2 separate regions of the Homo sapiens genome follow, and region 1 is linked to region 2. Evidence: chromatin loops called from intact Hi-C (ENCODE). Cell type or tissue: MCF 10A. All regions are shown on one strand. Each heading gives the region's core, and the rest is flanking DNA. Links, peaks and the distances in the headings are about the cores only. Region 1 holds the start of LOC124905103 (a long non-coding RNA gene). Region 2 overlaps SYN3 (synapsin III).

Region 1 (16,065 bases), core at 3,538-11,537, 130 kb before region 2:
CAGGAGCCCCTAGGAGCCCTTGCTCTGATCAAGGAAGCCGCTGTTAGTAACGCCAGGGACAGTTGCTGTATAGAAACACAGGCCCATTGTTTCTAGAGCTTCTGTGCTATCAAGAGATGCTGGAAATCTAGATGTTTAAGCAACACCTCTTGATTTTTTTTTTTTTTTTTTTTGAGACGGAGTCTTGCACTATTATCCGGGCTAGAGTGCAGTGGCGCGATCTCGGCTCACTGCAACCTCCTCTGTCTCCTGGGTTAAGAGATTCTCCTGCCTCAGCCTCTCAAATAGCTGGGATTACAGGCGTCCGCCACCACGCCCAGCTAATTTTTTGTATTTTTAGTAGAGACAGGGTTTCCCCATATTGGCCAGGCTGGTCTCGAACTCCTGACCTTGTGATTCGCCCACCTCAGCCTCCCAAAGTGCTGGGATTACAGGTGTGAGTCACCGCGCCCAGCTCACCTCCTGATTTTTAAATGTTGGTTACTTTTGGGTTTTCTAAACCCACCGCAGTTCAAATAAAACATTTGTTTTCTACTTTTATCTTCAGTTTCCCCTGATTCGCCTCCCTTCCCAGGTTGATATCTTAGAAAATGTGAATACCCATTCATTAATTCAGTAACTCTTTGTTGAGTCCCTATCATATACCTGGGATTTATCAAGAGAGACACCCTAGTTACTGGATTCAGAGACCAGAGTGCTAACCATTACCACTGCCCTAGTTATTTCTTTCGGCTTCTTGGCAAAGCAAACAATTTAGTATTTTTCATATGAGCACATACACAAAATATTAACATATATAGAAAGTATTTGCCTAAGCACAGACATGAAGCTTATTAAAAGAAAATTTCACTTTTACTGAGTTGAAATGAACAGCAAGTTCAAAATAATAATGTGATTTGTTAATTGGGGAACTCAATGAAAGCGTTGTTTTTCATTAGCCTTGTTATTTTTAATCTGAGCGTTAATTCACTGGGCATTTTCTTTAATTACCTTAATTGGTTTTAAATTGATTGTTTTTCAACTCACTAAAAGTGTGTTTAGCCTCATTTCCCTTAAAATAATATCTCTTTATCAAGCATGTTTTACTCTGGGCCAGAGAGGAAATCAGAATACAGTAGCTCTCTGTTTTAAAACGGCTCTGTTCAAATGTGCTTTTAAAAAGCAGGTCCCAGGGCAGAGGGGAAAGGAGGGTGTGGGGCAGAGGCACAGCCAGGAGCCTGGTAGAGTGAGGAATATGTAGTTTCGGAACACTTATTACTATAGAATTCTTGCTGGGTAACGGGGCACTGCATTAGTTACAAGGATTGTTAATAATAAACATGAAAAGCAATATGTATAAGACACACGTTATTAATAGTAAGCATTATGTCATAGTTATTCGTAGTAAATTATTAGTAGTAAGAACTGACACCTTCTACGCACTATCTCTGTGTCTGATGCCTTGCTAATTGCTTCACCTGCATTTATCTCATGGACAAGCACCCCATCCTTAAACATGGAAGCTGTTATTTCCTCCTTTACACTGAGGAAACTGAGGCCCCGAGAAGTAATATGACTTGCCTAACACTGCAAAGGCAGTGAGATACGGAACTGGATTCAAACACACTAGATCTGCCTGAAGGAGAATACTAATGTGTATTTTATACAGGCATACCTTGTTTTATTGTGGTCCATTTTATTTCAGTTTGCAGATACTGTGTTTTTTCTAAATTGGAGGGTTGTGACGACCTTGCATTGAGCAAGTCTGTCAATGCTGTCCTTCCAACAGCATGTACTCATGTGGTGTCTGTGCCTCACATTTGACAATTGTCACAAATTTCAAACTTTTAAATTATTATTATATCTGTTATGGTGATCCGTAATCAGTGATCTTTGATACTACTATTGTATTAATAATTGTTTTTGGGTGCCATGAACCACACCCATATAAGACAGTGAACTGGCCGGGCGTGGTGGCTCATGCCTGTAATCCCAGCACTTTGGGAGGCCAAGGCAGGCGGATCACAAGGTCAGCAGATCGAGACCATCATGGCCAACATGGTGACGTCCCTTCTCTACTGAAAATACAAAAAAATTAGCTGGGTGTGGTGGCATGCACCTGCAGTCCCAGCTACCCGGGAGGCTGAGGCAGGAGAATCGCTTGAGCCCAGGAGGCAGAGGTTGCAGTGAGCTGAGATTGTGCAACTGTACTCCAGCCTGGGCAAAAGAGCTAGACTCCATCTCAAAAAACAAACAAACAAACAAACAAAAAAAGACAGTGAACTTACTTGATAAATGTGTGTGTTCTGGCTGCCCCATTTACCAGCCATTTCCCTATCTCTCTTCCTGTCCTTGGGCCTCCCTTTCCCCTAGACACAACAATATTGAAATTGGACCAGTTAAGAACCCAATAATGGCCTCTAAATATTCAAGTGAAAGGGAAAGTCACACATCTCTTACTTTTAAATAAAAAAACTAGAAATGATTAAGCTTAGTGAGGAGGGCATGTTGAAAGCCAAGACAAGCTGAAAATTAGGCCTCTTGCACCAGAAAGTTAGCTAAGTTGTGAATGTGAAGGAAAAGTTCTTGAAAGAAATTAAATGTGCCACTCCAGTGAACACACAAATGATAAGAAATCAAAACAGCCTCATTGCTGATACGGAAAAATTTGAGTGGTCTGGAAAGAAGATCAAACCAGACGCAACATTGCCTTAAGCCAAAGCCTAATCCAGAGCAAGGCCCTAACTACTTTCAATCCTATGAAGGCTGAGAGAGGTGAGAAAGCTAAAGAAGAAAAGTTGGAAGCTAGCAGAGGTTGGTGGGTGAAGTCTCAGGAAAGAAGCCATCTCCATAACAAAAACTGCAAGGTGAAGCTGCAAGTGCTGACGAAGAAGCTGCAGCAAGTTATCCAGAAGAACTAGCTTAGATTATTGATGAAAGTGGCTGTGCTAAACAACAGATTTTCAGTGTAGATGGAACAGCCTTCTATTGGAAGAAGATACTATCTAGGGCTTTCATAGCTAAAGAGGAGAAGTCAATGCCTGGCTTCAAAGCTTCAAAGGATAGGCTGACTCTCTTGTTGGGGCTAGTGCAGCCGGTGACTTAGAGTTGAAGCCAGTGCTCATTAACCATTCTGGAAATCCTAGGGCCCTTAAGAATGATGCTAAATCTACTCTGCCTGTGCTGTGTAAATGGAAAAACAAAGCCTGGATAACAGCATAGTATTTCCAATATGGTTCATTGAATATTTTAAGCCTACTGTTGAGACCTAGTGTTCAGAAAAAAGATTCTTTTCAAAATATTACTGCTCATTGACAATGCATCTATCCACACAATAGTTCTGATGGAGATGTACAAGATAATTTTGTTTTCATGCCTTTTAATACATATCACGTCTTTTAGTTCATGGATCAAGGAGTAATTTAAAATCTGAGGTCATATTATTTTAAAAATACATTTTGGCCAGGTGCAGTGGCTCATGCCTGTAATCCCAGCACTTTGGGAGGCCGAGGCGGGTGGCTCACAAGGTAAGGAGTTCAAGACCAGCCTGGACAACATGGTGAAACTCCATCTCTACTAAAAATACAAAAATTAGCTGGGCATGGTGGCGCGTGCCTGTAATCCCAGCTACTTGAGAGGCTGAGGCAGGAGAACTGCTTGAACCAGGACCCGCGAGGTGGAGCTTGCGGTCAGCCGAGATTGCACCACTGAACTCCAGCTTGGGCTATAGAGCGAGACTCTGTCTCAAAAAAAAAATTTTTTTCATAAAGCTATAGTTGCCATAGACAGTGATTCCTCTGATGGATCTTGGCAAAGGAAATTGAAAACCTTCTGGAAATGATTTACCTTTCTAGATGCCATTAATAATATTTGGGATTCATAGGAGGAGATCAAAATAGCAACATTAACAGGAGTTTGGAAGTTGATTCCCATCCTTATGGATGACTGTGAGGGGTTCAAAACTTCAGTGGAGGAAGTAAGTGAAGATGTCGTGGAAATAGCAAGAGAACTAAAATAAGAAGTGAAGCCTGAAGATGTGATGGAATTACTGCAGCCTCGTGATAAAACTTGAATTGATGAGGAGCTGCTTCTTATGGATAAGCTAATAAAGTGACTTCTTGAGATGTAATCTACTCCTGATAAAGATGCTATGAAGGGGCCGGGCGCAGTGGCTCATGCCTGTAATCCCAGCACTTTGGGAGGCTGAGGCGGGCGGATCACGAGGTCGGGAGATCGAGACCAGCCTGGCAAACACGGTGAAACCCCGTCTCTACTAAAAAATATACAAAAAATTAGCCGGGAGTGTTGGTGGGCACCTGTAGTCCCAGCTACTCGGGAGGCTGAGGCAGGAGAATGGCATGAACCCGGGAAAGCGGAGTTTGCAGTGAGCGGAGATCACGCCATAGCACTCCAGCCTGGGCGACAAGGAGACTCCGTCTCAAAAAAAAAAAAAAAAATGCTATGAAGATTGATGAAAAGACAACAAAAGGATTTAGAATATTACGTAAACTTAGTTGATAAAGCAGCAGCAGGTTTTGCGAGGACTGACTTCAAGTTTGAAAGAAGTTCTACTATGGGTAAAATGCTATCACACAGCATCACGTACTGCAGAGAAATCTTGTGTGAAAGGGTGAGTCAATGCATGCAGCTAACTTCACTGTTGCCTTATTTTTATAAATTGCCTCAGTCACCCCTTGCTTCAACAACCAGTACCCTGATCAGTAAGCAGCCATCAGTATTGAGGCAAGACCCTCCATCAGCAGAAAGGTTACTATTCACCTAGGGCTCAGACGATTGTTAGTAATAAAGTATTTTATCATTAAGGTATGTACTTTGTTTTTTTCAGACATAATGCTATTGTACTTAAGAGACTACAGTGTAGTGTAAACATAGCTTTTATATGCACCAAAAAATTTGTGTGACTCCCTTTATTCTGATATTTACTATATACTGGGGTGGTCTTGAACCGAACCAGCAATATCTCTGAGGTATGTCTGTACACAGTTGTGTACAATTATACAATTTCCCTTTTCTTAAAAATATCTCCTGCTTTTCCAGAAGGAGAAACACAAACAAGAAAAATGAATGGGACATTTTATCTAAGACCTGTGGAAGAGGAAGCCATTTGGTGGCCAAGGTTGACTTTTTTTCACAAAGTAATGAATCTGTTGCTTTTAATAATAGTGACTGGGAAGGCCACAACATGATAGTAATGCCTTCTTTCTGATATATATATATAATTTATTTATTTTATTTTGTTTTTTTGAGATGGAATCTCCCTCTATCGCCCAGGGTGGAGTGCAGTGGCGCAATCTCGGCTCACTGCAACCTCCGCCTCCTGGGTTCAAGCGATTCTCCTGCCTCAGCCTCCCGAGTAGCTGGGATTACAGGTGCACACCACCACCACATCTGGCTAGTTTTTTTGTATTTTTAGTACTGATGGGGTTTCACCATATTGGCTAGGCTGGTCTCGAACTCCTGACCTCGTGATCCGCCCGCCTCGGCCTCCCAAAGTGCTGGGATTACAGGCCTGAGCTACCGCGCCCGGCCTCTGATAGGTTTTTAAGAAGATCCTTAAAAGATTGCAGCGAGACTGCCTGCTTTGGTTTCTTGGTGCACAGGTGCTCTGAAGCTCCATGCTGGTGCCAGAGCGAGTGTGCCCAGGAGGTTTTGATTGCAAGAGAGGATACGGGGCGGATTTCTCTCAAGACTGCATGCAAGAATATCAGAGCAGCTGATATTCTTTGAGAAAGTTAGTTAGCCATTGCCCTGATTGCTTTTCATCTTTTTACAATAGTTTGTCCATTCTCTAATAAGTGGTGGAATGTAGTAATGCTGGAATATATTTGAGGAGGAATTTCAATGGCCAAGGTTTTATAGATGATCTTCCCTTTTTCTATCTTTCTTACTCTAGCTGGTCGACTCACAAATCTATCATCAGGCACCACTCATTGAAATGAATAAACACTTCCTAGGTTTGAAAGGTCTGAAAGGCCAGACTTGTAAATCTACCATTTTCTGCCTCCTTGGGCAAAGCCTCAACTTTTACCTCGCAGTAGAAAGGCTCACGCCTGTAATCCCAGCACTTTGGGAGGCTGAGGTGGGCGGATCACCTGAGGTCAGGAATTTGAGACCAGCCTGGCCAACATGGTGAAACCCCATCTCTACTAATACTACAAAAATTAGCTGGGCGTGGCGGTGTGCACCTGTAATCCCAGCTACTCAGGAGGCTGAGGCAGGAGAATCACTTGAACCTGGGAGGTGGAGGATGCAGTGAGCCGAGATCGCACCACTGCACTCCAGCCTGGCGACAGAGCAAGACTCTGTCTCAAAAGAAAAAAAAAAAAAAGGAAATAATGACATTTTCACTGCAGGACGGCTGGGAAAATAAAAGTGAGAAAATAGGTGGGACATTCCCTGGCACAGTGCTTGGTGCATATTAGGTTCTTAATAAATTAACCTTCTATTTCCCTTCTCCTTTCTTGACTTTTTAAAGAGTTTGACCAACCCCATAGTCTCATTCATTCTGTGGATAAAGTATTCAGGTGCATTTTCCCAGAGCCCCTTGTGGGAATCACATGTGGATCCCTCGGTGCATTTCAGCACCCTCACTGCATGCTTTCTTGCAGTGGCTCGTCCTGGGTCATACCTTGCGGAGGTGGGCGTGGCTGGGGCTGGCCTAGCTGAGGCCCCAGCTGGGCTTGCCCTGGGGATTTCGCTGATTTAATCTGTGGAGCCTAGAGCAGAAGAGAAAAGAAGCCTGTTGGTATCACCACAGCCCTTTACTTCCTGGGTGAGAGGGCAGCATTTATGAAGATCTTTTTATCATTGAGAAGAGACTCTTACACATAAAGTGTACAGTTCTGGAGTATACAGTGTAGTGAAGTTCTATATGTGTATACGTCGGTGTAACCACTGCCCAGATCAAAACAGAGGGCATTCTCTGCGATAAAGCCTGCCCCGTGCCCCTTCCCAGCCAGCAGCCCCGTCAGTATAATAACTACGATTCTGATGTTTGTTATCATAGATTACTTTCTGTGGGGAAATCTGGGGTGGGAGGTGGAAGTTTGGGGACTTGCTTTTACATAAAGCTGGGGAGCTGGCAAATTCTTTGGAGAGCAGTCTGGTAATCCATGGTGGGAACTGTGGAGGGGAGGAGCGACGTGGGAGCTCATCGAGGTTGGGGAAAATGGGAGACACAATAGCGTCCATTGACTGGTTCCCTGGGAGCACACAGAGGGCTTGTGTGTCCATATGCTCTCGCACACGCACGCACACACATCCTGCTCAGGCCCAGCACCGAGGGCACAGAAGGGACAGCAGTCGATCATCTCTGCCCACAGTGCCCAAAGGCCATTTGAGACAAGATTGTTCTCCCCAGGATGGTGAAGAAGGGAAGGGGCCTCTGAAAGCCTCCTCAATTCACTTACTGGGGCAGGCTGTGAAAGCTCTCCCCAATGTCTGGCCTTCGTCCACACCCCCATTCCTTCTCCCCAAGGTGGTTTCTTCCTGGGGGTATCCCCTTTGGATCCAGGGGCTCCCCATTTCCAGACAGCCTGGCATTTCTCATGGCTATAAAGTCTCCTTTGATCGTGAGGGTCTTACCCAAGGTCTGAGGGGGGAGGGCGCTGTGCCTCCTGGCATCGGGAGCTGGCTCATTTTGGAGACAACAAGGTCGGCCATCAGCTGTCTGTCCTCTTCCACATGCTCTCCAATCAGCGGCATTGAGCTGTCCATTACCTGTGGGGAGGAAGGGAGAGCTGAGGGACCCCCATGCCAGGAGAGATGGCGGTTGGGCATCACATCCCAGAAGTGGGGGCTCAGGGCTCAGGACAGAAGTGACCACCAGATGGCGATGTCCTCCATGCAAATCACCTCCAGCTGGGACTGGCCGGCAGCGACATCAGTTCCCTTCGGTTCAGTCTAAACCACTCCCTGGAGGTAGTTCAATTCGGCCCACGTTTGCTGGATGACAGCAATGCGACAAGGGCCAGGGAGCCTCTGCCGACCTTTTCTGTGCTTTTCTTTGGGGAGCCGCTCTCCGCCCCCTCCTTTCTCACCCTGGCCCCCTCCCAGGGTCGGGGCTGGCCACCTCTCCTTTGGCCCCAGGTCAAGGCTGCTTTCCACAAAGCAGAAACAGTAAAGGTGGGGGCTTGATCATGACAAAAATATGACGCGGGCTGGAGTTGACCCAGGGTTCAGAGGAAAGAGGGAAGAGGAAAGGCCTGTTTTCCGAGGCCCTGGCAAAACACAGGCGGGAGGGAAAAGCATTCCACAGGGAGCTGGGCTGTTCTCAAAGTGCTTCTATCGGGAGGAACCTGAGGGATCCGAGTTTCCCCTTCTGCTGTTTTTACAAATAGAGCAACTGAGGCCCAGAGATGGGAGGGGACTTGCCCAAGGTCACACAGGCCAATGCTCCACGTGATTCCCTGGGCATGGGAAGCTATGGGAGATCTGGAAGGGGTGTCTGTCAGGCCTTGGCGCATCTGCGGAACAGCTGGCCGCGTCACCCTCTCTGCTCCACTGCAGGAGTCGGCGGCCTGCATTCACCCACGCCACCCCATCAGACTCACCGTCTTGTCTCCCCTGTTCCCACGCTCTGGACATATTAGGTTTTCTCTCTCCTCCAGGTTCTTATGTAATCCCTCTACCCACTCCTTACCTGGCCAACTCCTTTCATCCAACAGGGAACAGCTAACTAGGTCTTCCTCCAGGAAGCCCTCTCTGATAGTGCAAGCTCTGACGAGCCACCTGACAACTGTATCCTGCCGTTCTCACCTGGTTTCACACGGGACAGCTTATCCACGGCACTGTCACCCCTTGCTTACTATGTCTCCACCACCAGACTGGGAGCCCCCAAGGTTAGGAATGGGCCCCGTGTCCTGCTAAGCAGGTGTGCCCTCCACAGACACCTGTTTAGTGGAGGAATAAGACGCCCTTGTGATAAGCCCGGCTCATAAGGATAAGGATACTAAGAAGCGCCGTATTTTATGGGGCATTTCCTACGTGCTACGCTCTATTCTAAGCATTGGGTGTGGAGGATCTCTCATAAACCTCAGAATAGCTCTTTGAGGCAGTACTATTATCCTCATTGTAATCAAGAGGAAGCAGAGGGTCAAAGAAGTGGCAAGGTCAAGGACACAGCACTGGCAACCCACGGTCCTCCCACTGCATCAGGCTAATTCCCACCAAGCACTGGAACAGCACACCAGGGTAGGAACTGAGAAGAGGGAACCTGGGTTCCAGGCTTGGCTTCTGCTGTGTATTTGCTCTGTGATCTTGGGCAAGTTTCTTTTCCTCTACGGGCCTATTTTTTTTTTTTTTTTTCTCAACAGTGAACTGAGGGATCTGGGCAGCTGCTAAGACCCTTCCAGCTGGGACTTGTAGGGATCTGTGAGTTTAAGCACCCACTTTGATTAGGAAACTGAAAAGCTAGCTTAAGAATGTGAATACTGGCTGGGCGCGGTGGCTCACGCCTGTAATCCCAGCACTTTGGGAGGCCGGGGCGGGCGGATCACGAGGTCAGGAGATTGAGACCATCCTGGCCAACACGGTGAAACCCCGTCTCTACTAAAAATACAAAAAAAATTAGCCGGGCGTGGTGGCAGGTGCCTGTAATCCCAGCTACTCGGGAGGCTGAGGCAGGAGAATCGCTTGAACCTGGGAGTGTCGGAGGTTGCAGTGAGCCAAGTTGCTCTATTTGTAAGAAGAGCAGAAGGGGAAACTAGGATCCCTCAGGCTCCTCCCCATAGAAGCACTTTGAGAATAGCCCAGCTCCCTGTGGAACGCGTTTCCCTCCCGCCTGGGTTTTGCCAGGGCCCCGGAAAACAGGCCTTTCCTCTTCCCTCTTTCCCCTGGCGACAGAATGAGACCCCGTCTCAAAAAAAAAAAAAAAAAAAAAAAAAAAAAAGAATGTGAGTACTGCTTCTAGCAGGGTCCTGAGCTCTGCGCAGGTCGTACCTGGGACTGAGGCCTCCTGGATCCCAGCGCCCCAGACAGGGACAGTCTCTCAGTCACCACTGGCTGAGCTCTGACTGTGGAGTCTGCCGCGAAGGTACACAGGCTTGCTGCACCCTGCCTGTCCTCTCTCCCCCTGCCCCTGCCAACCCCATTTTATTCTGGTCTCTGTTTCCTACATTCCCTGCAGTGGAAAACAGCCACCGCAAGGAACCTGAGGTTCATTTTGGAATCCCCACGGTAGAGACAGCCAAAGGAAGTGGCCACCCTCGTCTCCCCAGGGAAACATTTTTCCAGTGAGCAATGTCATTCCCCGGACAAGGTCAGAGAGGACAAGTTCAAGGGTCTTTTCCCCTGAGTATTTCACTGTGAGCCTCTTCACAAAACATTTCACACACATTTTCAGTTCTCACCACAGAGATGGCTGAAGAAACCAGTGTTTTGGGATCTCTTCTGCCTTTTTTTTTTTCCCTTACTGGGGGAAAATACCTTTTATATTTCTGGTAACAAGCTTCCCATCTCCCCTGACCCCACTCCAAACTCAAAAGCAAAGGAAACAACTCTGCAATGTTTCTGCGAGGAAAAAAAAAATCTGAAAAGCTATCTTTCATTTTTCCCCTGGAACATTCTTGGGAGACGTTGTTTTCTTATTTTTTGAAGTCCGAGCCCACTACTTTTACTTTTTTTTTTTTTTTTTTAATGTGAAAGGTCTTTCATCCCCAACCCTCTGAATGGCTAAAGGCAGGAAGCCTGAGCCCATGAACACAGATTTTTTTTTTTTTCCCTAAGACTGAAAGCTGAGACCCGGAGAGGTAGGGGCTCACAGGGGACAGAGAGACTGCTGGTGCAAGGGAGGAGCTGGCCTTTGGGGGTCAGGGCAGTCCGGGAGCTCTAGGAGACAGGGCCCCTGCTCTTGTGTTTGCAGTTGTACTGTGTCCACCTGGCTTGGGGGCTGGCTCCTGGAGCAGCGGCTCAGTGAATAAACAAATGAGTGCGTGTGTGCCAAATCTGGGTTCATGTCTGGTGGTCCCCGTGAGGGGATGCAGAGGCAGGAGGACCTGGTGGGGTCTCAGGAGCTGCCGTGCTGGGGGTTCCTGCCCCACCTCTGGGCTGAAGCTCCCAGAAGGCGAGGGACCGGCTCCTCCAGGGAGCAACTGTACAGGTCAAGGAGTCTGTTCCCAGCCCCTTCCATGGCTCCTCCAAGTAGGGGCTACTTGGGGAACTTCAGGTGTGGTGGCGGCCAGAGGGAAGGCGTTTCCGGGCCTTGAGAGGAGAGCTGTTCTCCAGAGTGGGACTAGGTCTGCTAATGCAGATGCAGCTCTTCCTGCAGGAGCTTCCTGGCCTCTCTGGGGAGGAGAGAGGGGCTGTGTTCATCCTGGACTCCCTCCTCCTACCTCCAAGGCCTGGGTGTGAACACCCTCCTGGCATGACTGGGCTCCCACCCACTGAGTCACCTGGTCCTGCTTGGCCGTGGGCCCCTGGGGAGCGAGGCAGACATGAGAGACGGGAGGACCGGCTGGCTCCTGTGGTCACCCCAGCCATGTGCTTCCCATTAGCCGCCCACACCCCGGGGAGGGGACGGCCGCAGGGCTCTCCCTCACGTGTCCTGGCCTTGTGTCAGCACCGCCCATGGAAGGAGGGGGCTGGACGCGGCACTGGAGCTGTGAGTGTGGAGATGGGAAGTTATGGCGGACTCTGAGGCCAGAGGGGCCTTTTCAGGGGAAAGCAGTGGAGAGCCATGGGACATGGAGTGGGGGGGCAGGGAAGAAGAGTTGGGGAGGGGACGGGAGGGCTGTGGGACCGTGAGAGACACTGGGAAGACATGGAGGAGAGGTGGGGGTTAGTGGGATACGGGGAAACAGAGAGAGGAAGCGGCGGGGATGGGAGGACTATAGGATTGGGAGAGGCATGGGCTGCTGGAGGGTCTTGAGAGAGATTCCGGGACCCACAGCCCCTCTGTGAGCCCTCTGTTACCATTCTGTTTCCCTACATCTTTCCCTCTATTCATGCCCCTGTACCATTCCATCCCCCTTCCAAATCCTCAATGCTCTGCCACTGTTTCTCACCCTCTCCCCTGCCAGCCTGCACACCCCATGTCTATTATGTCCACGGCTGTATCCCCAGAGCCACACCCATGCTTAGCCCATGGGAGCCCCCTAAGGCCATGTTTGTTGAATGAACAAATGATGGACTGTCTGCATGGTGACCAAGGAAGGTGCCCATTTCACATGCTTGGACACTGGGGAAATGGAAGGGGCCCCATGGGACAGTATCTTGTTGACCCTTGACCAGATGCCCTTTCCTTCCCTTAGGCCTGTGGGTTGGGGATGTTGTTCAACCTCGGGCCCTGAGGTCTCCCGACTCAGTTCCAAGTCCCCAGGCATGAAGCCTTTCGATGCCTCTGAGGGTGGGAAGGAGCCTCCAGAAGCAACTCACTGAGGCCTGGGTTGCGTGTGCCCTGGAGCCAGGACACAGCTGATGGTGCCAAAGACCATGCAGGGATTCCCTCCCCCTGGCACGCCTGCCAGGCTGGACCAGCCAGGAGGACTCCCTGCTTCATCCCTCACCTCGATGATGTAATCTCTGCCATCCTTGCTGTGGACAGCCTTGACGGCACAGATGTCCAGGCCGCCAAACATTTCCGAGCAGCTGTCCACCCACAGCCTGTACCTGCAGGGACAGATGGACAGACAGTGAAGTGGCCTGGGAAAGTGGGGAAGCGGGTAGAGGGAGAGAAGTGGATTCACATGGAAAAACAGGCAGGGAGGGACAGTGACTCACACATCCAGACGGCGATGGAGAGAGACAGAGAAGCAGCAAGAGAGACAGAAAGACGGAGAGAGAGTTGGAGTCCAACACGCAGAGACAGAGAGGCAGGGAGAGAGGCAGGGACACACATGACAGTGAGAGAGAGACCCAGAGAAAGAACACGAGAGAGCCAGGAAGGAGGGGAGAGAGGCAGGGAGAGAAGGAACCAGAGTTGGGAGAGGTCTCCCCCGACCCCAGGACTTGCTGGCTCTGCAGTAATGGGGAGCTTGCCCTGTCCCCATCCGGAGTCATCCTGGACACCCAGCCACCCCTGTGTCCCTTTTCCCTTGGGAAAGCTGCTCCAAGGGCTCCAGAAGTCCCTCCAGGCTGCCCTTCCAGTCCCAGCCCTGGCCGGACAAGAGGCTGTGGAGGACAAAGGGTGCATTTTTCCCAGGGCCCGGGGCGGGTGGGCTGGGGAGACTGGCAGGCTGCTTCTGCCTCGCCCAGGGGGCCTGGCCCTCTAGACCCACTGCTTTTGTTCCCTTTCCAGCCACTTGATGTCTGCAAGGCCAGTTTGCTTTGCTGGGGACAGATCTCAGCACTGGACTCTGACCCTGCAACAAGGGGGTGGTTGTATGTGAAGAAACTGTTCCAGCTTTGCACTTAGCTTCCCCTGTGGGCTGGATTTGGGAGTCACAGGGGACTCTGTGTCAATGTTCTTGCTTCTCACTCTCCAGGGTCACACGGGGCACGCCTACTCTCACATCGCTTTGCGTCTCTGAGCCACAAGTGCTGGGATGAGGAGGGACTGTGACTGGAATGCTCTTAGAATGGAGTCTCATCTCATCCACCAAAGCCTACTGAGGCCCAGAGAGGGAGGGTGGCTGGTCCAGATCACACAGTAAGGTGTAAGAACACCAGGATTCCCTCGATCTCCTTGACTCCCAGTCCAGTTTTCTCATTCAGCTGTAGCACGGAGCATGTGAGATCATCAAATAAAAAGAAGGATGGAGACTCACACCCATGGAGCTCCTGGTATGTTCCAGGCATTCTGGGCCCGGGGGCTGACTCCTCATTCCCTCGAATCCCAGCACAACTCTATGAGGAAGGTTTTAACCCATCTTACTGATGGAGGAACAGGCTCAGAGCGATGATTAAGTGACTGTACCGCTTCCAAATCCAGATCCTGTCTGATTCCAGCTTCCAAGCAAGCCACCCTTCCTCTCATTCTGAAGGTGCCCCAGCCCATCCATTCTCACTCAGCATGGGAGACCAGGGACCTACATTCTTGCTATTAATTCCTTAATAATTTTGGAAAAGCCTCTCCCTCTTATCATAAAATGGGAAAGCCTAGATCTGATTCTGGTTGTACATCAGAATCACCAGGAGAGTTAAACGCACAAACAGCCAGACTTGGGGCTCCACCCTATGTTAGAGTAATTTCTATAATTTTTTAAAGCTTTTCATGTGATTCTGATACGTGGCCACGTTTGGGGACAACCTTGGGTCCTTGGAGCTCGAAGAATCCTCTGGGCTCTCTGATCAGGGTCCTCGTTTTTGGCCCCAGTGGCTGACTTGTGGGTGCCACACACAGGGTGAGCTCTGCCCTGAGACACACTCATAAATCAGGTTTCTTCTCAATGGAACGTGGAAATTTGAGCTGAGGTCCAGAGGCAGCTGTTTCCAGAGGCTGTTTTGAAAGGATGAACCTTGGGGTCCCCTGCTGGCTACGCCCCATAGGGCACAGGCATCCCAGGGTCTAGGAAGGGGCTGCAGGCGTACAGCAGCGTGAGAGTGCTTGGAGAATCGGGGGGGGGGCCCTGCTCCCCTCCTGCCAGGTGGGACTAGCACTGACCAAGCGACATCATTGGTTTTGCCCAGGAGTCAGGCCACCTGGCAAGCAGGCGAGCCAGTGGAGGGCGGGGTCAGGCCCTGTGTATGAGTCCCTGTATGGATTTTGCTCCTGTGGGGATAGGACTGGGGATCTCTCCAGCCCAGACCCTGGAGTTCTGCCTGTGATTGGAAAAGGGAAAGTGGATTCCAGGCCTGGGCAGGCCCACTCCCACGTTAGGTTCCTCCAGGGATGGCCCATGCAGCCTGGGACTTGGCAGAGCCAGGGATAGGTGGCCTGCTGGGGACATCTGTGAGTGGCTCAGGAGGCACTGGGGAAGGCTGGGCTCACATTCCGGAAGGGCCATAGAGAAGATGGCCACGACTGTCCCGTGAACACCTGTTGGGGGAAGGAGGTGACTGCCTCAGCCACATGATTCAGTCGTGCCAGGTCATGAGCGCAGCCTCCAAGAGACTCATTAGCACAGGTGGGTTCCCAGGTTGAAGGTGGCAGCTGCCCCCTGGGGTTGATGGGAAGGACAGGTGTTCCTCCCTGCCAGGGGCTGGTTCTGGATTAGGTGCAGCCCTCTCTCATTCAGTCCTCACACCTGCACTCTGACTTGGGTATTACTACTGCTTTCGTTTTGCAGTTGAAGAAGCTCAGAAAGCATGAGCATGCCTAAGGTCACACTCAGTCTTTGTTGCTGTAGGGGATGCTCCCACTCCAGTCTCCAGGGGTGCAGACCTGACATAGGCCTCCAATCACAGCGTTGCAGTGTCTTGGGCCATAGTGATTGGTTCAGGGATGGTCATGTGACCTAAGCCAGGCCAACCAGTACATATGGCTCAGTTCTAGGCTTTGGTTGAAATGACTGGGAAACAGAAGTTTTCCTTCTTTTGAACCTGACACTGTGAGGATGAAAGCCTGGAGCCACTGTGTGCCACCATGAAATGAAAGAGCCTGCCTGGATGAAGCCAACACACAAAGAAGCTGAACTTGGGTGGGCAGAGGAGGAGCCTTAAGGCCTTACCTGACACTGTATATCTGGAGTCGTCAGTGACATGAGCCAGTAAATCCCCCTTTCTGCGCAAACCAATTTGGTTTGTGTGGTAGCCCTTGCAACCGATACAGAGTTCTTAGAGGGAAGGATTGGATTTTTTCATCCTTTAGCGCTCAGCACAACATGGCCTGCAGTAGGTACTCAATAGGTGTTTACTGAACAGAGCTTTTTGAGTTCACAGCCCATGCTCTGTCCATTGCTATTGTGTGGCTGCTAGCAGAGGTCACAGGGCATGCAGGCAAGAAGGTATGTATGTGGCAGGCCCTGAGACCAGCTGACTTGGCCCTTCGACCCTTCCCCCCCTTTTTTTTTTAAACAGAGTTTTGCTCTTTTTGCCCAGGCTGGAGTTCAATGGCACGATCTCAGCTCACCGCAACCTCCGCCTCCTGGGTTCAAGTGATTCTCCTGCCTCAGCCTCCCGAGTAGCTGGGATTACAGGCACCCACCACCATGCTTGGCTAATTTTGTATCTGTAGTAGAGATGGGGTTT
Region 2 (16,065 bases), core at 5,487-13,486:
CCCCGGCTGGTCTCAAACTCCTGGGCTCAAGCGATCCCCTCATTTCAGCCTCCCAAAGTGCTGGGATGGCAGGCCACTCTACCTGGCTGCACTTTACACTTTTATTGGTCCTTTCAATCTTCACAATAATGCTAAGCAGAATATGCTCCTACTCTTTCCCATTACACAAATGAAGGAGAAAAACAGAGGCCCAGAGATATGAACTACAAAGCCCAGGCTCACACAGCTGGTCAGAGGCAGGGTTGGAACTCTAATTTGAGAGAGTATGCTCTGACTCACTATGCCGCGTGTTTACTGTACAGCGCTGTGACAATCTGAGTCTCTTATTAAATGAGATAATGCATGCCAAGCACTTAGCTTCTTGCCCAGCATTAGAGACGGCCAAAAATATTACAATACCAAGTATTCTTATGCTGATATGAATTTTATTTTATTACCTTATAACAGCTGCTTCCCCAGTCCTCCTTAGAGAGGAAAGTCTTTGTGGGGAACATACTTAGCGACTGGAATAGAAGGTCAGTCACTTGAGGGTCTGGGGTCAGCTGCAGCCAAGTCCTCATGGGTGGGAGGGACTGGGGAGAAGAAATTGGAGATCTTGGCCAACTGTGAGGGGTCTGAGGAGTAGAGATGGAAGAGCACAGAAGGCCAAGAAGACAGACAAGGGCTCTGTATTGTGAGATAAGACTCCCTTCTTGGGACCTCACTAAGGAGGTCAGTGAGTCTACTAAACACACTGCTCTTGGTAGGAGACATTTTCGCTTGTGGCGGGAGAAAGAGAAGCCACTGAACTTGATGCCAGCATTGATGTGTGTGGGGTGATGGCCATGGGGGAGTCAGTGCCCCAGAGGAAGTTCAGAAGAAGATGAGCCCACCAGTGATTAGCAAGAATCTGAGAAAGGCCAGGGAATTTTCCTTGAGTTAGGAGGTCTCCAGCTGGCCTCTGGGTAGGGTTGTTATTTTCGATGGTGTGGCTAACATTCTTGCCCCTCTCCATGATATGCATGTTTCTGGAGCACACAGGTGGGGCATGATCGCTCCTCTGGCTCCCCCAGGGCCAGCTCAGTGAGAAGTCAGGAAGCCTTGGATGCATGCTTGAATGAATGAATGAATGAATGAAAAGGCTTTAAACTGAGGATGGCCCATGCTTGCTCAGATATACATCAACTCAGCCACGCGTGATACCCCATCATCAGAGGATGCTTTAGACATCTCAGTTCGCCATGTTCCTAACCTACACCCTGCTTCCCAAACTGCTACTGATGCTGCAACCAACTCCATCTCTGGGTTGATCCCTCAGATTTACATTAGGGGATGGTGACATATGGGCCTCGTGGCTGCCCTTTCCTCCTCCTCACTTGGGCTGACATTAGAGCAGTGTGGTTCCACCATGAGCCAATGTGTGGAGACATTCTTGGTTTTCACAATGAGGGGAATTGCTACTGGCATCTAGCGGGTAGAAGCCAGGGATGCATCTAATCCTAGAATGCACAGGCTAGCCTCCTGCAACAAAGAATTAGCCTATCCAAAACGTTAATAGTGCCAGAGTTGAGAGGCTCTGCATTAGAGTGTCATGGTTCAGAGCACACTCACTGGAATTTAAGAGGACTGGTTTGATTCCAGACTCTGCCACTTAGGTTGAGACAGAGATGATAATTGTATTTACCCGTAGGGTCATCAAAATAATTAAATTGGGTCTATCAACAACCAACTTCTGCCATCTCCTCCCCGCTAGTCCCCACCAAAATGCACACACTCAATTTAGAACAGCCGGCCAGATTTCACCATGGCCCAGGAACAGAACTCGTATGGGTTCTCAGGCCCAGCAGGTTCTTTGTTCCACGAGCCATGACATGCTTCAGTCCTTCCACGCTAAGGGCATCTTTCCCACACCTAAGTCTGCGATGCAAGTTTTTTTTTTTTTGGAAAAAAAAAAGTTTTCTTTTTTGGAAGAAAACAAAGAAACAAAGTTTCTTTGTTGGAAATGGCTAATTGTTTTGCTTTCATCGTCTCAACTGGGGAGTTGGGTTTGAGGTAACAAAGTTGTGAATGCAAATGGTTATATGCAACTAGGCAAATCAGATTTATATAAAAATCTAATTTTACTAAAGGGAACACTTTCTGGTAGGGGGTGGGGGACCAGCAGCTCAATTCTATGAAGCAGAAGGTCAGTTCCTCGGAATTTATGCTATAAAAACTTAATGCACATCCACAGAATGTCAGAGGAAGTGATGTCAGAGACCATTTTGTCAAACCCCCTTTGAGAAATTGACGCCCAAAGGGAGGGGAAACTTCCTCAGGGTCACTCCCTAGTTAGCGGCAGAGAGGAGATCAGAACCGAGAGGTCCTGACGCCCTGTCCAGGCTGGCTCCACCCCACAGAATTGCCTCTCCCTAAGGGAAATCCCTATGAGCTTAGGTGTCGAGGAAAAGATGACTTCTCCCTACGTTTTCAGTTCAAACCTCACAGTCAATAAGAATTTAATGTTCAGAATCATCTCTTGCAATGGGGCTTTCATTGCACGTGTTTTTTTCTTCTCTTGGCCTAGAGGCAATATTAAAGTAATTCCCTCTGTGGGTGCTTTGCTCCATATGTAAACACATGTCTACCATCTATACACAGGCACATGCATTTGTCATTTCTTCCCAGAATGACTTAATGATTTCCATGTAACGAATATGTTGCAGCTGTTGGTTTTCTTGAGGCTGAAGCACTCAGAAAATCATCAGTTATCAAATTGCTTTCCCATCACTGTTTTTCCCAAACTGGACAAATTTTCTCCCCCTTTCCTTAAAAGAAAAAAAAAAAAAGGTATGATGGGCCAAGATGATGCCCCTTAGGCTTTAGAATTTTTTATCAATGGCAAAATCACGGCTAAAATATCCCTATCAGTTATTTTCTGAAGTTGATGTCTGCCTTACCTTTAAAAACAAAGGCTTGTGCTGCCAATGAAAAATGAAACAAACAAAAAAGGTTTACAAGAAAAGCATGAAAAGGAGGTTAGAAAACAAGGTAAGAAAAAAATGCTAGGGCTTCATTTCCAGCCAAACCCAGAGTCCTTTATGGGAGGGGCTGCAGGGACCAGGCTCATGGTGTATTTTTGGGGAAGCTTCTTTGGAGGAGAATTTTAGTTTGCTCACACATGGCAGCCAGCTTCCAGTCAGAAGATGCAGGAGGTGAAAAGTTGGGGGTCAGGAGGTAGGAAGTGGCTCTGGGGAAGACAGTGTGTTGAGTTAACGGGATCAGGAAGACTCGGGTCCAAATTCTCATAGCCATTTAGTAGCTTTGTAACTTTGAGAAAATGGTTCAACTTCTCTGAATCTCAATTTTTAAACTCCACATACAGAGCCTTTTCTCATTGGGTACTGAGGATTAGAATGAATGCCCAATAAAGGTATCTCCTCTCTCTCCCTGCTTCCTTTCCAGCCTTTTGAAGTCTGAACTCTGGCTGACAGAACGTAAGAGGTAGGTGTGTTCTGTGAACACGTGCCACTGCACCATTAGTTCCTGCCTGGCCTTGACCCCAACACGTTCTCTGCTTACCTGGACCAGGGACAGAAGAAGATCTTCCTGCTATAATGCCAGGGCCCAGTACCCACACTGGGGGCCTGTGGTGCCCAAGGTGTCTCCAGCCAGGCCTATGCCTGAGAGTTAAGAGAGGACACAGCAACAAGGTAAGTCGGCCCAGAGCAGCCTGGACCTGCCAGGTTGCCTAAAGCCCTTTTTGTCTGTTTCATTTCCTCCATCCCACCCTGACACCCACTCCCCTCCCTCCACTTTCTCAGTTCCTTGGTCCTGGCAGTTTTTCTTGTCTGGACTGTACTACTACTCTCAACTCCAGCCTGCTCACTCTGCCACATGTGTCTTCTCAAAGCCTGGCTCCAGTCATACCTGATTGTAAAACATAAATCTGTCAATGGCGACCTCCTCAAGTGATCCCCCAAATCAAGTTCCTTGGCTCTGCCTCCAAAGCCTCCTGTGGTCTGGCCCCAGCCTTATCTTCTGCTGGTCCTTTTCCTGTCCCCTACATGCCACCCAGACGGGACAGCTTGTCCCCTGCCTACGTGGCTCAGAGCCTTTGCCCTGGCTGGGTCACTCTTGGAGGTACTTCTGTCTCTCTCCACACCGAGATCTCATTCATGTCCATATCCAGCTCAGAGACCCTCACAGAAGTGTGAACCCTACTGTGAACTGCACATGCAAGGGAACTAGGTTGAACGCTCCTTATGAGAATGTAATGTCTGATGATCTGTCATTGTCTCCCATGCATGCTTCCCAGCATGCCTGCCTAGCCCCATTCCACGTGTTCGGCAGCCATTTGCTGCTGCTACTCTGGGCTGGGGCCAGGCTCCACCCCTTGATATTCTAGGTGCTTGTCCCTTTCTCTCCTGACATTTACCATGTTCTATGTCCTTTTGTAGTTACTTGTGTATATGTCACATTTCTTCTACTGTTGTCAGCTCTTCTAGAGCAGGAAAGGAAGCCTCATGCATTTTCCCCTAAGCTACAGGGCAAGCATAGAATAATGGAAGAAATTAAGACTTGAAATCACATGACCTGGGCTCAAAGCTGCTATGGTTTGAATGGATGTGTCCCTCCAAATTTATATGTTGTAGCTTAAACCCCAAGGTGATGGTATGAAGAGATGGGGCCTTTGGGAGGCTTCAGAGAGCTGCTTGGCTCTTCCATGTCTCATGCTATGTGAAGACACAGTGTTCATTTCTTTTATGCCACTTCTGCTGCATGGTGACAGAGCAAGAAGTACCCTCTTTGAGGCAGAGCGTCCTCACCAGACACTGAACCTGTTAGCACCTTGAACTTGGACTTCCCAGCCTCCAGAACTATGAAATACATTTCTATTCTTTATAAATGACCCAGTCTGAGGTATTTTGTCACAGCAGCAGGAATGGACTAAGACAGGGGTCTCCAACCCCTTGGCCACAGACTGTGGCCTTGGTACCAATCTGTGACCTGTTAGGAATTGGGCCGCACAGCAGGAGGTGAGCAGCAGGTGAGCCAGTGAAGCTTCATCTGTATTTATAGCCCATTTATACCCCATTGCTCGTATTACCGCCCGCACTCTGCCTCCTGTTAGATCAGTAGCGGCATTAGATTCTCATAGGAGCGTGGACCCTATTGTGAACCATGCATGCAAGGGATCTAGGTTGCATGCTTCTTATGAGAATCTAATGTCTGATGATCTGTCATTGTCTCCCATCACCCCCAGATGGGACCGTCTAGCTGCAGGAAAACAAGCTCAGGGCTCCCACTGATTCTACATTAGGGTGAGTTGTATAATTATTTCATTGCATATTGTGATGTAATAATAACAGAAATAAGGTGCACAATAAATGTAATGTGCTTGAGTCATCCTGAAACCATCCCTCCCCATCCCTGGTCAGTGGAAAAATTGTCTTCCACAAAACTAGTCCCTGGTGCCAAAAAGGTTGGGAGTCGCTGGACTAAGACAAAACCCCAGCTTCACCACTTCATGACCATTGGAGAACTAATCTCCCTAAGCCCAGTTACCCACTCTACTTGTAAAACAGGGGTGCAGGATTATTGTGAAAATGAGAGGATATGGTCTCTGGGAATGCCTGCTGTGTGGTAGATGCACAAAAACCAGTAAGTGTCCTTCCTTTAGCAAGGGGTTTTGAACGGCTCATAATACTACCGTCTACTGTTTCACAAGTATATCCTTCCATTCTGCAAATTTCTGCAGGGCAGGCCTCATGTCCCCTTTCAGCACAGTGGTTATGAGTCAAACATGTTGAGCTCCATTTCTCCATTTCTGACTCTCTCACTTACTTGCTGCTTGACCCTAGGCTAAAGAAGCCTCAGTTTGCTCATCCATAAATTGGGAAAAATAACATAATCTACCTTACAGACTGTTGAAAGGATTAAGCGACATGATGTATATCAAGTGCTTGGTTCGTGGTAAATCTCAACAAATATGAGCTGCTGTATCAGGATAGTGCTTTTGAAACATGATGCAGAAAGAGCTCTCCTTTGCATCTCCTTGGATGGAAACTTACCCAGCATGTGCTTGTCTTGGGGAGGTTGAGGTTTGAGGTGTTAGCAAAGCAGAGTGGTAGCGGATCGATAGTCAATGTTTAACATTCAGAGTAGGACTTTTTGAGTCTGTAAAAGGAGTCTTGTCTTAAGCAAAATCAGAATTTCTAAATTATTTTAGCTGCTATTGACTTAGAGGGAGCAGGACATAGTTTTTTGTTGTTGTTGTTTTGTTTTTTTGTTTGTTTTTTCTTTTACTGGATAGAGCAGCTACCTCTTCTATTCAGGCTGAGCAAGAGGCTGAATGCCCGTAGGAGGAAGACGGGATGTAGGGACGTCCATACCAGAGACAACAAAGAAGAAAGCTTTTCACTGCAGGGCATTGTGGGAGGGAGACAGGGAGAGAGGGGAAGAGAAGTGAGAAGCCCCTGTGTCCATGAGGTCTCTGAGCTGAAGCATTAGCTAAGGGCACCTTGTTGGGTGGAGAAGAAAGCTGGCAAGGTGGGTGGGGAGCTTCTGCCCCATTCTGGCTTGGAATTCTGGGAAGAGATCCCCTCCCAGGCATCCCCCTCCCTACCTACTCAGCATCAGTCTCAGCCTGAGAGACTCTGCATTTGCCCTCCTGAGCCACCCTCACTTCTCTTTTCTTTTTTTTCTTTTTGAGACGGAGTCTTGCTCTGTCACCCAGGCTGGAGTGCAGTGGCGCGATCTTGGCTCACTGCGAGCTCCACCTCCCGGGTTCACGCCATTCTCCTGTCTCAGCCTCCTGAGTAGCTGGGACTACAGGCACCTGCCACCTCACCCGGCTGATTTTTTGTATTTTTAGTAGAGACGGGGTTTCACCATGTTAGCCAGGATGGTCTCGATCTACTGACATTGTGATCCACCCTCCTCAGCCTCCCAAAGTGCTGGGATTATAGGCGTGAGCCACCGCGCCCGGCCCGAGCCACCCTCACTTCTTGTCTGACATGGAAGGGAACCAGAGGCTCCCATAAGCCACTGAGAGAGACACAGAAGTTAGCTGAGACTCAGACAGGGGTGCTGGCCAAGGAAGGTTGTTGCCCCAGGGCCAAATGGCCTTCAACCAGGGGCTACTCGCATTCAGGCTGCCCGGGCAGAGCAGAGTGGGGGTGGCATCATTCTGAGAACAAGGCAGGGCTTGGTAAGAAGGGCTGCAGACTGTGCTCTCCGGAGCCTTCCCTATGCTCAAAGGACACAGCAGTCATGAACTGGGCTCCAGTGTCACTCATCAGCTGAATGCTTGGGACAGGATCAGGCCAGCCCCTCCTCAATGCATGCCAGCCAGGCACAACCAAAGTGCAGACCTACAGCCCCCCAGTGGAGAATGGCCAAGGACCATGTCAGAAGACCTTCACCCTCTCTCCCCTTGCCACCCTAAGTCTCTGGCATTGTGCTGGCACCTTCAACAAACACTTCTCTTTCCCCTCCTGTCTTCCTAGGACAGTGTTTGCATCTTACTCATCCTGAATCTCCCTCAGTGCCCTGCAGAGAGTAAGTGCCTCACACAGTGCTTGATGAGTGGATGAAGGTAGCCTTGTTAAAGCCTCTGGGATGGATTTGAGGACGTTAAAGCATGCTGAGGGGGAGGAGAGAGAAAAAAGGAGGGTGGGCCGGGAGTCGGGAGGAGACCTCTCCATTCTTACGGTGAACAGGCCAAGTGAGGCAGAAGGAGAATAAAGGCAGAGCCTAGGGTGAGGGCAGGGGGGCTGCAGACACCCCTAGAGCCCAGGAGAAACCAAAGGAAGGTGGTCGGTGACGAGCAGGTGGGAGATCCCTGGGTAGGCTGTGCTGGCAGCACCCTGTGCTCATAGCTGGTGTTTGACTTCCCCCAACCCCGCTTTCGGGTGGATGGGTGAGAGAAGCAAGTGTGGCCCAGCAGGCTGCAGAGTGAGCTGGTGTCTGTGAGAGGCAGGGGTCCTCCTGGAGACTGGGCCTTGGGTCAGCGAGGGACATGCTGACCCTGCCTTGGCAGGTTAGAAGCTGGACAGCCAACAGCCCTTCCATGATGGCAAAAATACACATCTCTCACGCTCATTGAAGGCTTTGCAATTTACACAGGCTACAGGATGACTGTGGAGTCGCCCATCCCATCCATAAGGCATTTCAGGCAGGTACCATGATCAACAGATGCTATTACACCCCCATTTGATGAGTAAGGATGTTCGTGGTGACAATGGGATTTAGGGTGAACATGGGGTCGGGATGTGTACAAAGATGAGGGTGCACTTAACTTCCCCTACTGCTAAAAAAGGGACGTTGAGCTGGAGCTTGAAGAATGAGCTGTTGTCCATCTGAGGGAGAAGGCAGAGAAAGGACATTTCAGGCACAGTGAACATGTGTGAAAGGATGGGGGCGTGAGGAAGCATGTTATATGTAGCGATAATAACAGGAATGATTGCTAACATACATTGCGAGCATACCACATGACAGGCGCTATTCGGACTTCACATACTGAACTCAAATCCATTCTCACGACAGCCCAGTCTGGTAGATGCTAGCATGAACTCCATTTTATAGATGAGGAAATGAAGGCACAGGGAATTAAGTGATTTCCTTAAGGTCACAATGAGAGCAAGTGGTGAAGCCAGGACTGGAACCTACTTGAGGGACAGGCGTCCTAACAGTGTAACCAAGGTGAGTAAGGGCTAAGCAGGAAGGGATGAAGTATGTAGCTAAAGAGTTGGAGTGGGGTGATGATAAGGGAAGATATTTAGATTTTATCTAAGAAGCAATAGGGAGCCATTGATGGTCTAAGCAGAAGAGTGTTAGAAAGGTCCATGTGGCACAGGAAAGAGGGAAAATTGAGAGAGAGAATGAAGCCACGAAGAGTGTGCTGGGGAGACAGCCAGATCCTTTATTGTTACATGTAAGCCAGATTGCTTCTTCCATCTGGGTAACCATCACCCACTCTGGAGCTCAACTTCAGAACATGGGTTATACTATTTCACAAACTCTTCCTGGGAGACAAGAGCTCCACCTGGACCTGTGACATGACTGGTACCTCCCACATCACATTCTGTGCACCCAGTAACTGCATTTGGCTCTGTTTTCCTTGGATTGCTAGACATTCTTTACCTCTTTATTTAATGCACTAGGTGGTGTTCCTTTTCACCCTAGGAGCACAGGATAGTATTAGAGTCCTTGAAAAGGTGTTTCAGATATTCTTAGTGGGAAGCTCTTCCACTGGGTGTGACCCTGGACAAATGCCTCCTCCATACTTTTTTTGCTGCCTGTCTTGTTTCTCATATATACATGGGCAGGCAACCTGGATTCTGCCAGGCAACCAGGTGGCAAGTTGGCCCGCCCACCAGTCCCAGTTCTAAAGAGTGGCTGTGTGACTTTGGTGAAGTCACTGTGTCTCCCTGGGATGCATCTGAGAGGAAGGAGGCTGTACTAGACAATACAGGCAATACCTAAACTGTCCTCCAGCAAATCATGTTTGCTGTTTCCAGAATCTTTACTTCCGAGAGTCTAATTTTATTCAATGGTTCAATGTATATTTGTAGAGTCAGGCATGGTGCTAGGGATATGGTGGTGCAAGATAGAAAGAACCCTTGCTATCATTCTCACTGATCATATTCAGTAACTGATCCCATTGAACATCCATGCATTGAGCACCCATTACCTCCTGGATCTGCTGCTAGAGGCTATGAGAGGCATAGAGAAGATGAAGATATGGTGCCTGCTCTAAACTAGCTTTTCCTCCAAGTTCACCTCCTTAAAGGGAGACAGCCAGCTGAATGTGGTCAGGAGGACTCCTTAAAAGGCGCTCCTTTTGCTCATCACCTGTAACTTCAGTCAAATAAGTAGCCGTGCCAAACCTGGTTTCTTTGGGGCATGGCTTCCAGGTCAGTGCGTCTCTGACACTTGCCCCAGGTGCAGCAAAGTTGCGAAATGGACACGGCTCCGTGTGCCCACCAGATGGCGGCATTCTAGCATATTCCCTAACAGCTGGGGTCATTGAGAAACAGCACCCTGTGTTGGTGGAGGGAAGAGACCACTTCCTCTCTAATCCAGGGCCCATTCATACTGATCTTCTGGAAAGTTCTGGGGTTAAGGGGCTGGCGGGGAAGGAATGGTGGTCGGGCAAAGGAAAATGGCGCTAAATGCTCCATCCAACAAACATTTCTGGCTGCCTTCTGGAGCTCCCCTTGTCCCCAAGTCTGCATTTGGTGATAAATTTGCATCATTACTTATTTACCTGTCATTCTCTTTTGTCCAGTTGGCGCCATGTCTATTTCCTCTTGGGATCCATGGTGCCTACGCAGAGTCTGGCCCAGAGCAAGGATTAAGGGTCTTGGCCGAAAAAAAGTGAAGCTTATTTTAAGCAAGAACTTAAAACAGACTCTCACCTAAGGACCACCACCCAGGCGAGGGCTTCTTGGGCCATTAACATCCTTGACCTCAAAGATGGAAATTGCAAGATGGGAGACTGAGAGTGCCGTTCAAGGTTCCCTAATGTGAGCCATTGGAGACATGGCTGGGATCAACTTTAACCTATCTCTGCTCAAAAGGTGTCAACCTTGTCCACATCAGCCAGGATGTCAAGGTGGAGAGGATAGAAATTCCGGATCTGGCTGAGTCTAGTGCCCACCAGAGAAAACTTTGGCCTTTAATCTGGGATTTTTACATCATTTTCTTCTCTAACAGAGGGAGAGAGAGGGGCATGAGTTGGGTCCACCAATTGGGACAAGCAGGTCCAACCTGCTTCTCTGCTGTCTTCAATTCCATTCAGACCCCTACGCCCTGCTGCCTAGCACCTCCACCTTCCCCTCTGGGGCTCCAGCAAAGAGGAAGGCAGTCAGAACCACTCCAAAGGGTCCAATCTCCTTGCATTCCAGCCCTGGCCAAAGTCAGCCCGGGAACAAGTGGAGAGCCCCTCTTGAAGGAAGTGATTCAGAAACCATGATGGCCTGGCGGCCCGCCGTGACTCACAGCACATCAATGGGGGAATTGTCTGTAGAAGCCGAGAATTCCAAAGCTCTTTTCTTTCCTTTCTTACTTACTTTCTTTTTTTTCTTTCTTTCTTTCTTTTTTGCCCTCCCCTTGGCGGCATTGTGCAACAGCAGGGCTGCCCAGAAACATGTGGTTTTCATCATTGGCTCCACAGCTGCCCTAGAGCACTGTGGAGAAAATAAGATGGAGAGGGAACAGGATACAAGGGGACCTGTCGCGGTCAAGCAGGGTCCTTCTCTTTCCCCCCACCTTTCTTGTCAACACCAACATCCTCAAAGAGCATCTGGAACGGAAGGGAATAGAATTTTGGATCTGGGAGAAAACTTAGAGTATGTCTCATCCAATAACTCTATGTACAGATGAGGAAACTGAGGCCTCAAGAGGGGACGTAAGTGGCTTGGCAAATGTCCACAGCCAAGTTGCATCTTGCATCTTGCTGCAGTGACTGACTTTTCTTAGCCTCCAAGTCAGGAAATGTAGTTTGACAAAGGATAATTTTTTTCCATGGAATGTGACAGATGAAAAGTCATACCAAGTTTAGTTATAAATCTCTCCATTGTCCCTTTCCCCTTATCTACCAGTCTAGGGAGTCTGTTTTACCCGGAGTCATCTGTGGGGACACGTGCAAAATCTAAAGGTCTTTTTGCAGTTGTCATCTGATTGGTCATCTCTGTAGCATGTGAATTAATGTCCACAGGTTTCCAGGTATTCCCCCTATGCATCCACTCCTACCTCTGCAACGTCTCCTTTTCGGCATTCTTTTCTCCTCCCTTGGCTCTCAGATGCCTTAGTTCTATAGGGCTGTCTTATCTTAACTCATATCCATGTTCACGGTTTCAGTGGCTATCATTCAGCTGAGGACTCCCAAATCTTATCTATAGTCTGTTCATCATTCCTGAGCTACAGACGTGTACATACAGCTGCCTTCTCAGTGCCTTTCTTGGATTCCCCAGATGGAACTCATCATTTCCCTCCATAGCTCTTTGACTACTTTGATTTTATTACCAAGTAACTATGGGACCAATATAGTCAGTGTTCCAAAGCACATGCTTTGGCATCTTATTGACCTGGGCCTGACTCCCAGATATGCCACTTAACTGGCTACGGGTCTTTGGCCAAGTTACTGACCTTTCCAAGTTCCTCATCTGTAAAATGGGGGTAATAAAAATACCTACTTCATAAGGCTGTCATTAAGAGGAAATGAGTTAATACAATAGCATTAACACAATGCCTGGCACATAATAAATACTCAATTACTGCTGAGCTGTTATTTTTATTATGTACCTCAGCATCCTCCCAACTTGAGCCACACTGAATTCTTAGCACTTAAAATATTTACTGACCACATATGTGTTCCAAGCACTGTGCGTGGTATAGAATTACATGAGTGGATAGATGAATTTTCTGTTTTAAAATTGCCTTACAAAGTATCCCCATTTTACAGATGAGGAAGACAATCACTTTCTGAGAAAAGCAAACAACCAACCAAGAGATTCCCTCATGTTCCTTCTTACTAGCCAATAATTTATACTGAATATGATGACACAGAAAAAAAGAAAAAGGTAGGCCAATTCATAGTTCACTTTTCTTTTAGTCCTTACTTACTCAACAGTAAGCCTCAAGTAGAGGGGGTTGGAAGAATGTGTGTGCATCCAGAAGTGAAATAAAAACAGTTGAGTTAGTTTTGTGTAGCATGGTTGTGTAAGAGGAAACCCCTTTCGCTTGGCTCTCATTTTCTCTTGCTGCCGCCATGTAAGACGTGCCTTTCGCCTTCTGCCATGATTGTGAGGCCTCCCCAGCCATGTGAAACTGTAAGCCCATTCAACTTGTTTTTCTTTTCTTTTCTTCTCTTTTTTTTTTTTTTTGAGTCTCACTCTGTCGCCCAGGCTGGAGTGCAGTGGCGCCATCTTGGCTCACTGCAAGCTCCGCCTCCCGGGTTCACGCCATTCTCCTGCCTCAGCCGCCCGAATAGCTGGGAGTATAGGCACCCACCACCACGCCCGGCTAATTTTTTGTATTTTTAGTAGAGACGGGGTTTCACCGTGTTAGCCAGCATGGTCTCGATCTCCTGACCTCGTGATCCACCTGCCTCGGCCTCCCAAAGTGCTGGGATTACAGGCATGAGCCACCACGCCCAGCCTAAACCTCTTTTTCTTTATAAGTTACCCAGTCTCGGGTATGTCTTTATTAGCAGTGTGGGAACTGACTAATACAGCATGTAGGAACTATGAAATATGAATTGTGTAATTTTATTGATTCTGCTTATGAGTTCAATGTTTTCATATTTGCATTTAAAATTTTGCATTGCACAATGTAAAAGTAAATGGTAAAATCCACGTGAATAATGTAAAATTTCATTTATTTATTTTACCTAGAATGATATTAAATAGCAATTAAAACAGCATTATGACAAGTCAAGAGAGAGATAGTGGAAGGAAAGAAAAAGCTTTATATTTAGTATCTTTAACAGCATTCCCCCCCCACACTGCACATTTTGAAAAAGGGATCCTGCAAATTATGTAGCCATCCCTGACTAAGATAGGGAAATGTCTTTGAATTTTAGACTTGAGAAGAGACTATGAAAAGTCTCTCAGAGAACCCTGCTCTGCTCACCACCCATCATATTGTATGTGAAGATGGTAAGAGCTACAGGGAGTCTTAAGGTCACACAGGGAGCAAGTAGATAAACCAAGACTGGTGCCCATGCCATCTGACTCCATTCCTTCCTAGTCTAGCATTCTTCACCTAATGTGTGCTCTTCCTTCTGTCAGAAATCCCACCTTATGACTTGGAGATAAGATTTCCCCTTTGCAATTGAAACCATCCAATCAGTACTTGGCTGATGATGTGCAATTGATATGCCTTCCATCCAAGGCCAGGGAGACTTGGCCAGCACTTGGTTAAAAGTAATAAATAGTTTTCAGGGGAAAATCTAGTGGTCGGTGTTTTAGTCCTTGTCTTTCTTGACCTAACAGCAGCATTTATTTATTTATTTATTATTTTTTATTTCCATAGGTTTTTGGGGAACAGGAGGTGTCTGGTTACATGAATGAGTCCTTTAGTGGTGATATCTGAGATTTTGGTGCACCTGTCACTCGAGCAGCATACACTGTACTCAATTGGTCGCTTTTTTTTTTTTTTTTTTTTTTTTTTGACAGAGTCTCGCTCTGTCGCCCAGGCTGGAGTGCAGTGGTGCGATCTCGGCTCACTGCAAGCTCCGCCTCCTGGGTTCATGCCATTCTCCTGCCTCAGCCTCCCTTGTAGCTGGGACTACATGCGCCCGCCGCCAAGCCCGGCTAATTTTTTGTGTTTTTAGTAGAGACAGGGTTTCACTGTGTTAGCCAGGATGGTCTCGATCTCCTAACCTCATAATCTGCCCGCCTCGGCCTCCCAATCTGCCCGCCTCCACCTCCCAAAGTGCTGGGATTACAGGCGTGAACCACTGCACCCAGCCTAATTTGTAGTCTTTTATCCCTCAACCCCTCCCACCCTTTCCTCCCGAATCCCCAAAGTCCATTGTATAATGTATAATTCTTTTTTTTTTTTTTTTTTTTTTTTTTGGGGCAGAGCCTGTTCTGTCACCCAGGTTAGAGTGCAGTGGTGCCATCCCGGCTCACCACAACCTCTGCCTCCTGGTTCAAGGGATTCTCATGTCTCAGCCTCCCACATACCTGGGACTACAGGCATGTTCCACCACGCCTAGCTAATTTTTGTATTTTTAATAGAGACAGGGTTTTGCCATGTTGGCCAGGCTGGTCTTGAACTCCTGGCCTCAGGTGATCCACCCACCTTGGCCTCCCAAAGTACTAGGATTACAGGTGTGAGCCACCACACCTGGCCCATTGTATCCTCCTTATTATGCCTTGGCATCCTCATAGCCTAGCTCCTACTGATGAGTGAGGAACATATGATGTTTGGTTTTCTATTCCTGAGTTACTTCATTTAGAATAATGGTTTCCAATTCCATCCAGGTTGGTGCAAATACCATTATTTTATTCCTTCTTATGGCTGAGTAGTATGCCACAGTGTGTGTATATATATATATATATATATGTCTCACATATATCACAGATTTTTATCCATTAATTTCATTGATTAATAGGCATTTGGGCTGGTTCCATATTTTTGCAATCGCGAATTTTTAGCAGCAGAATTTAATCACGCGCTCTTCTGTCAAACACTTGTGTGTTTTGGCCTTTAGGACCCAACCTCCTACCTTGCTGGCTGCCCTCCCTTAGTCGCCATCACAGATTCCCCTCTACCTTCCTGACTTTGTATCAGTGAAGTGTCTCAGGGGTCAGCTCTCAGACCTTTTCTCTTTTTCTGTCCATACTCATTCCTTTAGTAACCTCATGTAGCCTAATGACTCTTAACACTATCTATATGCTGATTACTCATCTGTTTATACTTCTAGCCCTGACCTCTCCCTGAATTTGTTCTAACATGTCTAACTGCTTTCTTGACATCTGCACTCTGATGTCCAACGAAATCACACACTATATCTGTAACTGAGCCCTTGAATCTCTCCCCCAGCTCCAAACTAAGTCCTACTTCAGTTAATGGCAGCATCAGGTCAAAACCCTGCGGCTCTCTCGATGCTTTCTCATCTTTCACACCTCACACCCAATCCATGAGCAAATCCTAAAGCCTCTACCTTCAAAATACATTCAGAATATGGTCATTTTCCTCCACCATTACTGCTTCACCTTGGCCCAAATCACCTGCATTATGCCAGTAATCTTTGAATTGGTCTCATTTTGGTCCTCATCTCTCTTTTACCCAGAAGGGTCTCCTTGAACCACATGTCGGAGTGTGTCACTCCTCTATTCAAAACCTCTCAATAGTTTCTCATCTTACTCTAAAGAATAACCCAAACCAAACAATCCAAACAAGCCACAGAGCCTGACACCTTCAGGCATTCAGCACCAGGGCCTTAGGACTTCAGCTCTCTTGTCCCCTTTGTCCCCTCTCTCACTCTGCTCTGGCCATGTGGCCACCTTGCTCTTTCTCCAACTCACTGAGGACTCTCCCACCTCAGGCCCTTCGTCCTTGCTGGCCCTCTCCCTGGAATGCTCTTTC

Evidence for each region. A loop is a pair of places that touch in the nucleus more often than their neighbours do. Peaks named below come from ENCODE experiments on the same cell type or tissue, not always from the same donor. Only the 100,000 strongest peaks of a DNase experiment are listed, where the experiment ranks them.
Region 1: it touches region 2 in a loop (9-fold over the local background); 47 of 110 quality-filtered maps call a loop at or near these places.

Annotation. Positions count from the first base shown.
Region 1 is chr22:32,521,290-32,537,354 of GRCh38, forward strand. SYN3 (synapsin III) reads right to left here. Exons shown (of 14, transcript NM_003490.4): 10 at 12,504-12,606; 11 at 7,585-7,719; 12 at 6,629-6,716. It overlaps LOC124905103 (a long non-coding RNA gene), which reads left to right and starts at 10,562. Exons shown (of 3, transcript XR_007068067.1): 1 at 10,562-11,599. RefSeq lists enhancers at 7,597-8,098, 8,099-8,598, 10,402-11,039, 11,040-11,677. In MCF 10A, for the core only: a CTCF peak has its summit at 7,781 (motif pointing right); DNase peaks (open chromatin) are centred at 7,852 and 11,442.
Region 2 is chr22:32,650,472-32,666,536 of GRCh38, forward strand. The region is part of intron 6 of SYN3 (synapsin III); the gene reads right to left. It overlaps LOC105373002 (a long non-coding RNA gene), which reads left to right. Exons shown (of 4, transcript XR_938176.4): 2 at 3,424-3,462; 3 at 3,550-3,671; 4 at 10,253-14,095. Among named protein-coding and RNA genes, the nearest start is that of SYN3-AS1, 84 kb to the left of the region's middle. RefSeq lists an enhancer at 10,457-11,656. In MCF 10A, for the core only: a CTCF peak has its summit at 9,954 (motif pointing right); a DNase peak (open chromatin) is centred at 9,960.